2 separate regions of the Homo sapiens genome follow, and region 1 is linked to region 2. A link is a contact called in ENCODE Hi-C or POLR2A ChIA-PET data. All regions are on one chromosome and are shown on one strand. Each heading gives the region's core, a stretch centred on a gene start or an enhancer-like site at or near the end of the contact. The rest is flanking DNA. Distances are from core to core; before and after follow the strand shown.

Region 1 (3,642 bases), core at 1,143-3,642, 480 kb after region 2:
GTCACCAGATAGGGCTTCCTACAGCCAGAGGTGACTTGTTTGTGAATAGGATTTATTGACGTTCTTTCTTATAGAGTGATATTGTTCCCTGCTAGAGAAAGGCTTCATGTGTTTTCTAAATCTTCGAATTCTGTGATATGTGTATTTAAGTAGCTTTAATTACTATCAGATTTATTGTAATGGACTAGGGTAGTTTTGCTGTGCTTGTGAATGTCTTAGATCTGATTTCCCTCAAATTTAGAGGGCCCTTTACTTAGCTTTTGGAAATAACCTGTTATTACTTGAGCCACTTTAAATGTTTAGAGTCCTGTATGGTATATCTTTAAAAGCCAGAAGAGTGATTACTAGATATGCTTCTGGGAAATTACCCTACAGTTCATAAATCCCTTAATTTACAATTTGATTTTTAAGCTCACCTGCTGCCAAATCTCATCTATCCTTTTAGCTTCCTCTATAGGCTTTAAAATGTTTCTGTAGAGTCCCAGATTTAGCTTCTTCATAATTTCTTTCCCAAGGATGATAAAAACAGTACAAGTCTATCGTTCAAGGAGGTGTGGGGATGAGGAGAGAAACATGAGCTATTTTATAATATATTATAAAATATATATATATAATTTTTCTACAACAAACTATAATATAAAATATATAAATATTTTATAATATTTTATATTCGCCAGTGACATCCCATTCTTGATTATAAACCGGCAAGGCCAAACCTGTACCCTGCCATTGACATCCAAGGAGAGCTGTCTCTTGTGTTTCATGGTAACTTATGCCCCGCATGCTTTCAGACCCCGTAGCTTCTCTCCCTGACCTGTTACTAGTGTTCTTGCTTCATTTATGCTTTGGAGCTAATGGCTGGTTCAGCTCTTTCTGTGTATACACAGAAAGGTTGTCTTCCTGTGTGATCTGCCCTGCCCTTGTCATCTGGGTAATCCTTAACTGAGTCCCTGTTTTCTTTCTGCAGTTAGGTGGGTGCCTGTTCATGCTTGGTACTGCCATCTTGGTGACGGGGAAGGCCACGTGTGGAGGCTCCCAGGCTAGCTTCTGGTGGTCTCTGAAGTGGTAGTCTGCTTTTAGCTTTCCATGGCTCTCAAAGTTATGCTGCCATGTGTTACATGAAGGCAGTCCAAGGTCTCCATTTTGCAATCATTTAACTGTCTTTTATATTTAATCAATTTATTTAACTGTTTGTTTTTATTTTTTCTGTTGCCCAGGCTGTAGTGCAGTGACACGATCTCAGCTCACTGCAGCTTGCGTGCACCGCCCCCAGCAACCCTCCCACCTCAGCCGCCTGAGTGGATGGGACTATAGGCACGTGTCACCGCCTGGATGATTTTTAAATGTTTTGGTAGAGATGGGGTGTCACTGTATTGCCCAGGCTGGAACACTGTTATTTTTGATAGTCTGCTTCCATCCCATGTGATTGGGGTTTTCACCAAGGGACCCATGCTTTTGAATGCTTATTTGAAAAATAGCATCTTGCCTCCTTTGAGAGTGAATTTAGAAGAATGCATCTAGAGTGATCTGTTCCCTAGGGGCTCCCCCAGCAGTGTACCCTCCATGAGATGACTTTGTTCCTAGTGTCATTTGAAAGGGCCTTCCAGTTTGCTCAGTTGGAAAGTGTTACAGAGTTTTAAAGGGTGAGCTGGAAGGCTCTCAGCTGGCACTTTCTGAATCCCTCTGAGGAAAATGTTGGCAAACTCTTCACTCTGCCTGAACTCTTTTTATAAATGGAGAAGCCAGGAGTTGGGAAACTACCACACAAAGTGAGGTCGAACCCTCTGTGGAAACGTGTCATTATCCTAGCTAAGACAGTGGACTATTTTATGGTAATATGATGGTATGGACCCCCTCCCACCCTTTGATGTTTTGATGTTTCAGAGAGCCCTTCAGTTCATCTTCCTGCTACCAAAAATAGAAGTGTGTAGTGCAGCAATTTACAGTGTATTTCTATTTTTAACTGGAGAGACTTTTTTCCTAGAGATGCACATGGCTTTTAGTTTCCTTCTTTGACAACTTAAATGAGGAGGGCGGTGCTTGAGTGCTTTATTCAACAGGTGTCCCACCTTCTAAGGAAAGTCCACTTTTTTCACCCCCTGCCTCCTGCCCTTCCCTGTTTCAGAGAACAAGTTTCCACAGTAAGGAGGAGGAACTTGCCTTTGATTTATTCTCATATTTGTTGTCATCTGTCCACTTGCATTTCAGTCTGATGAGAAACCCAATGTGAGTGCGCCATGGAGCTCGAGAGGTTTCCATGCTCCTGAGCTGTCTGACTGCAGAGCCTATAGCCACTTCTGCCTAGTCCCCAGAGAAGCCTAGATATGGAGAAGAACCCAACAGTGCTTGTTGGTGTGGGGTTCTCTATCCGTTCATCGCCGCACTGCCGCACACTCAGGTCAAGCAGGGACGTCCTTCTTAGCTCTGTCCACGTTGTGCAGCCCATGCTTGGTGCTTCTAGCCTTCTGGGGTCTCCCTTTATGGACGAATTCCAAGGGAATAGGTTAAGATTGCCATCAAGTGGCTGTTCTTGGTAGTGGATGTTGACATCCCTGCTGGCCGATTTCTTAGCCCCTCTGTGAGAAACTCTGTGCAAGGGATTGCCTGTCCTTTTGTGGGGGTAGGCAGTTGTTGACAGAGCTCAGGTCATCTCTGGGAACGCAAGCTGGGCCTTCTCATGTGTGCTCTGTAAAACTGAAGGAAGACTGGGTTGTCCTTGGATCCATGAATACAGACCATCAGAGATTTCCTGGAGAGAATGGCTGGGCATCTACCCTCCTGCCAGCTCAGGTCCAGTAGGCCGCAGTCCTCCAGCTCTGCTAGTGGAAATTGTTGAAGGATCACACTGTCATCCCTGTAAGTATGTCCCAGGGTCCCACCAAGGGTTCAGAAAACCGACAAACTTGATACCACCATCTGTTTGGTTTGTTGTTTTCCGTCTCAGAAAATGGGATACTAATTTTTTTTCCTCAGAGGTGGTATTCTTACGATGAATGCAGTTGATTTATTTCAGGTTCTTAGTGCCTGGAAGAATGTAAACATTTAAAAGGGCGATCATTATTGAGGTTGTAGATATACAGTACCCCGTGACTTCCTATTTGTGCTGTAGCTTTGTCATGAAGCAGGACACCTAAGGGACGGTTTTCAAGTTGGTTTGCCCCCTTCTAGGTTCTGAATGCCAATGTCTTGTAATCAGGCCTCACCCTAGGGCTTGGCGAGCTGAGACTGCTGCGGCCCTGACAAGCATGGAAGGAAGGATTGCCTCTCTAGTTTTCCCCAGCAAGGCATCCTCAGTGGTGTTGGTGAAAGCTGCCCTGTAGGCGTAGTCGGTGTTAGGTTTGTATAGGAGGGGTACCCCACAGACTATTGGGTTCTGAAGTCTCTGAGGAGCCCTAGCAGAGAGTTTCAGAGCCAGCATGTGGCATGTAATGGAGGCTAGATCTGTGCCAGCTGGGTCAGTGGGGAGGCCTGAGACAGACAGAGGGGAGAAAGTGACTGTGGGAGAGCATCCGATGGGAACAAGCTCTAAGTTAGGGTCAACAAAAGAAAATTCTTAAGGCCTATCTATTTTAGGCAGCTTTTTAGAAATGATAAAGGCTGTGTTATGCAACCATTCACTTTGCAATCTGTCAAATCATATTA
Region 2 (3,979 bases), core at 619-3,118:
CTGTATGTAAATTATACCAAAATACACCTGATTTATAAAAGCACACAAAAGCCAGTTGGAAGGGACTCCCATCAGCCAAATCTAGGACAATTTAAACATCAAAATAAATAACAATAGTAATGAATAATAAGCCACTGAGTGAAAAAAGATTCTCTGAGTCCATGCTGATATAAATAAAGAAAGAAATAAATAAGGGAAAGGAGAAAGTTCATGCTAACAGGAAATGCCAGCTGATAAATGTGAATAATAAAATTAGAAAAACAAGCATTTGATTATTACTGTGATAATGATTAACTCATTCAAGAATCATCAAGCCAGGGCCCAGCATGGTGGCTCACACCTGTAATCCCAAAGGTTTGGGAGGCCAAGGTAGGAGGATCACTTGAGCCCACGAACTTAAGACCAGCCTGGACAACAAAGTGAGACCCCATCTCTACAAAAAAAAAAAAAATTTAAAAATTAGTTAGGCATCGTGCACACCTGTAGTCTGTTACTCAAGAGGCCGAGGTGAGAGGATCCTCTTGTAACTTGAGTTCAAGGCTACAGTGAGCTACAGTGAGCCACGTTCACACCACTGAATTCCAGTCTGGGCAACAATAACAACAACAACAAAATATAAATGGATGCTAAAAATAATGGATAATAGTTTGTTGAGAAACAGAATACTTGTATAGTCTGGAATTATCTCCCCACATTGTACTTATTAATTGCAAAGGGAAAAATAATAATTTTACAATATAGAAACCTGGTAGACGAATAAAGTGATCAAAATCTATCCTCTATAATGAGACAAACTGACATTATAAGTCTTCTATATAAAACACTGAGAAGTGCTTTAAATCTTTGATATAAAACATGACCCTGACCAGGCATAGTGGCTCACACCTGTAATCCCAGCACTTTGGAAGGCCGAGGTGGGTGGATCACCTGAGGTCAGGAGTTCGAGACCAGCCTGGCCAACACGATGAAACCCTGGCTCTACTAAAAATACAAAAATTAGCCAGGTGTGAGGGAAGGTGCCTGTAATCCCAGCTACTCAGGAGGCTGAGACAGGAGAATCACTTGAACCTGGGAGGCGGAGGTTGCAGTGAACAGAGATCATGCTGCTGCACTCCATCCTGGATGACAGAGCGAGACTCCATCTGTTCTGTAGATCTGAAATTAGTTCAAAATGTAGATGTTTAGGAAATAAATTAACTGAACCCTGATTCATGGATGTATTATGATTTTCTCATTGTATAGACCTGACACAAATTAGGTACATTCTATGGCACATCTCATTTAGGGAAATTAAAGGGAAAAAGGTACATTCGGGAAAAGGTGAGCACAGGGATGAAGACACCATCTCCATATCCCTCGGCTGCTTCATTAACAGCCTGTTATTTTACAGCGAGGCCAGTGACACCTTGTCTATGCTTGAGTTTTCTCCACAACACAAGCAAAGTATGATGAACAGTATGATGCGGTACTAGCTCCACAGTACCATGGGAACTAGCTAGAGATTTCTCACCTGCTCCTTCATGTAACCTTTTGGCTTTTTGTTCCTGTCCTCTATTTATGAAAGAAGTAAAATGATAAGAAAGCATGCACAGTTTGTGATAGTGGATTAGCAGGTCACAAGCAGGTCTGTCTACCCTCCTTCCAGGACATCCGAGTTTCACCTTTGAAATTACAATGGTGGATCTGTCCCCTCCCCGATCTAACATTTTAATGTCCTCCTTTAGGCTTTAGACATCAGTGTCCAGACGTCCTATGAGTGGAGTCTCCAGCACCCACAGAAGTGGCTCCCTGTTGTCCCTGTGGTTCCCCAAATGTCACTGCTCTTCCCCAGCAAGAATTTGGCCGTGGCTTGATCCGAAGCAGCTGTTGCATGGCGCAACAGTGCAGAACAGTTTGGGACAGGAAGTGAAAGAGACCACATCCTCTTGAAACTGCAGGGAAAGTTTATTAGGCCTCGTATCATGGCTTCACATTGTTAGGAAGTGGCAGTTGGACTCTCCTCTGCCTCAGGAGTTTGGATGAGGCATTGGTCACTGTGTTGTCTGCCTCTTGACTTTCATCTGGAGAAGAATGCCAATGCCTACCCCGGCGCTTGACCAGAAAACTCCTTAGACAGTCACTCTGAAGGCTCCTAGAAAGTGAAAATCGTGAAAACGTATTGAAGGCCTGCTATGCCTCTGTCTGAGCACTTAAAACACTTAGAATTTGAGAATCCTGGAGCCACTTAAAATTGGCCTTGGAGTCTGATATGGTTTGGCTCTGTGTCTCCACCCAAATCTCATGTCGAATTGTAATCCCCAGTGTTGGAGGAGGGGCCTGGTGGGAGGTGACTGGATCATGGGAGTGGATTTCCCCTTTGCTGTTCTTGTGAGAGTGAGAGTTCTCACAAGGTCCGGTTGTTTAAGGGTGTAGCATCTCCCCCTTGTCTCTCTTCCTCCTGCTCTGGCCGTAGAAGACGTGCCTGCTTCCCCTTCCCCTTCTGCCATGATTGAAAGTTTCCTGAGGTCTCCCCAGCCATGCTGCCTGTACAACCTCTGGAACCATGAGCCAATTAAACCTCTTTTCTTTATAAATTACCCAGTTTCAGGTATTTCTTTATAGCAGTGCAAGAACAGACTAATACAGAGCCCATTTCACCCAATCTGACAATCTAGTTGCAGACAAAACATACACACTAGCAAATATCCTTGCAGTTCCAGGCCATGAATTTAAGAAGTCAGATGTACGGTAGCAGTCGTTAAGTGCAGGAGGCACAGGAAAAGCTGTGATTATGGAAATCTTAGGACTGCCCTCCTATACCCAAAGAGAGGAAGGTGAGGAACCCTGTCCCCAAAACCTTAATTTCCAGAACAAGCCCTCCACCTGAGGAAACAGGAATTAACAGGCAACAAAGATAAAAGGGGAGATGGGTTCAGGGTCTTAGGGCTAGGGAAGGAGAGGAGCAGGTGGCAAGTTGAGAGGGAAGGTTTAATAACATGAGATTGCCTCGGTTCAACAAAGAAGCTCCTAATCTCGAAGCTGAGTCTCTTACACATGTGAGTTTTTAATCAGAGGCCCCAAAACAGTAATCAATCTGTAGTTTCCACCAACACAAATGAGACGCATGGGAAGGAAGGAAGTAGGAAAGAAGTATTGCTTTGTTTTTGGTTTGTTGGGGCTTTTTTCTTTTCTCCTCTGGTCCACCTAAATCGGTTTGTGTGCTTAGCCCATTGCCTGAGGTATTGTTTGCATTGTCTTTCTCCTCTAGCCTCCCCCAGCTACCATCCCCTTCATCTCACATCCAAAGCTCTGGATGTGGGTTCGATAGGAAGATGGCAAACACCAGCATGTACCCTAGATCAGACATAAGGAGTAGAGCCTGTCTGGCAAGCCACCAAGCTTGGCTCTCTTGGAGGTTCTGCAAAGGGAGATAAAATGTGCCTTTTGCAGTGAAATGTTTGTGGACTTTGTATCAAATTCATGGTGCAGACATCTCTGCGGGGCAGCCGGACACAAAGCAGAATCCCCGGTCCAGCTCACTGCCAAGCCCCACCTCCCACTGCGCAGCCCAGGACGGTGCAGCCCTGGCCTTCGGTGCTCACCAGAGCGGAAGAGAGCTGCTACGGGGTCTGGACATGGGGGCTGTTACCTCCCCACACACAGTGGTCAGGCAGGTGGTATGTAACAGAGGTCCGCAGGCATGGCCTGCCACCATTGCCTGCAGGCTTTCCACTTTACGTTAGCCCACATGCTAGTGATCAGCCAGTCCATGCAGTTTGGGGTCCTCTGGTTTTCAGCCTGCATTGACTTATAATCTTCCTCATTTCTGAAGCTGAGTTAACAGACTCCCTCTGGAATGCCCACAGGTTCCTGCAACCACACAGTCTAGGGGTAAACCCTTCCCAAGACCAAGTCTGTAGGAAGCTCTAAGGTTAGAAATGGGTCACTGAGAGACAATATCAATTTCAATTACAGCTCTAGGCTCCTTGAGACCTTGTGA

The links. Hi-C counts contacts between places; a loop is a spot of excess contacts on that map. ChIA-PET counts read pairs that join two places held with the same protein, here RNA polymerase II (POLR2A). Pooled maps may share reads with other maps.
Region 1: a loop to region 2 is called in a pooled map, with 4 times the contacts of the local background. The contact joins two enhancer-like sites. A Hi-C loop is called at or near these places in 3 of 37 single-sample maps with no recorded cell type and 5 of 50 pooled maps. POLR2A ChIA-PET finds 5 or more read pairs at or near these places in 2 of 52 experiments (WTC11 and naive thymus-derived CD4-positive, alpha-beta T cell).

The regions. Positions count from the first base shown.
Region 1 is chr6:15,387,989-15,391,630 of GRCh38, forward strand. The region is part of intron 2 of JARID2 (jumonji and AT-rich interaction domain containing 2); the gene reads left to right. Among named protein-coding and RNA genes, the nearest start is that of JARID2-AS1, 140 kb to the left of the region's middle. RefSeq lists an enhancer at 2,235-2,594. Within about 2 kb of position 2,393, at least 5 of the 41 ENCODE cell types and tissues checked have a DNase peak (open chromatin) inside an H3K27ac peak, as active enhancers do.
Region 2 is chr6:14,908,948-14,912,926 of GRCh38, forward strand. The region is part of intron 2 of LOC105374945 (a long non-coding RNA gene); the gene reads right to left. Among named protein-coding and RNA genes, the nearest start is that of JARID2-DT, 330 kb to the right of the region's middle. RefSeq lists enhancers at 1,676-1,735, 2,426-2,485. Within about 2 kb of position 1,869, at least 11 of the 41 ENCODE cell types and tissues checked have a DNase peak (open chromatin) inside an H3K27ac peak, as active enhancers do.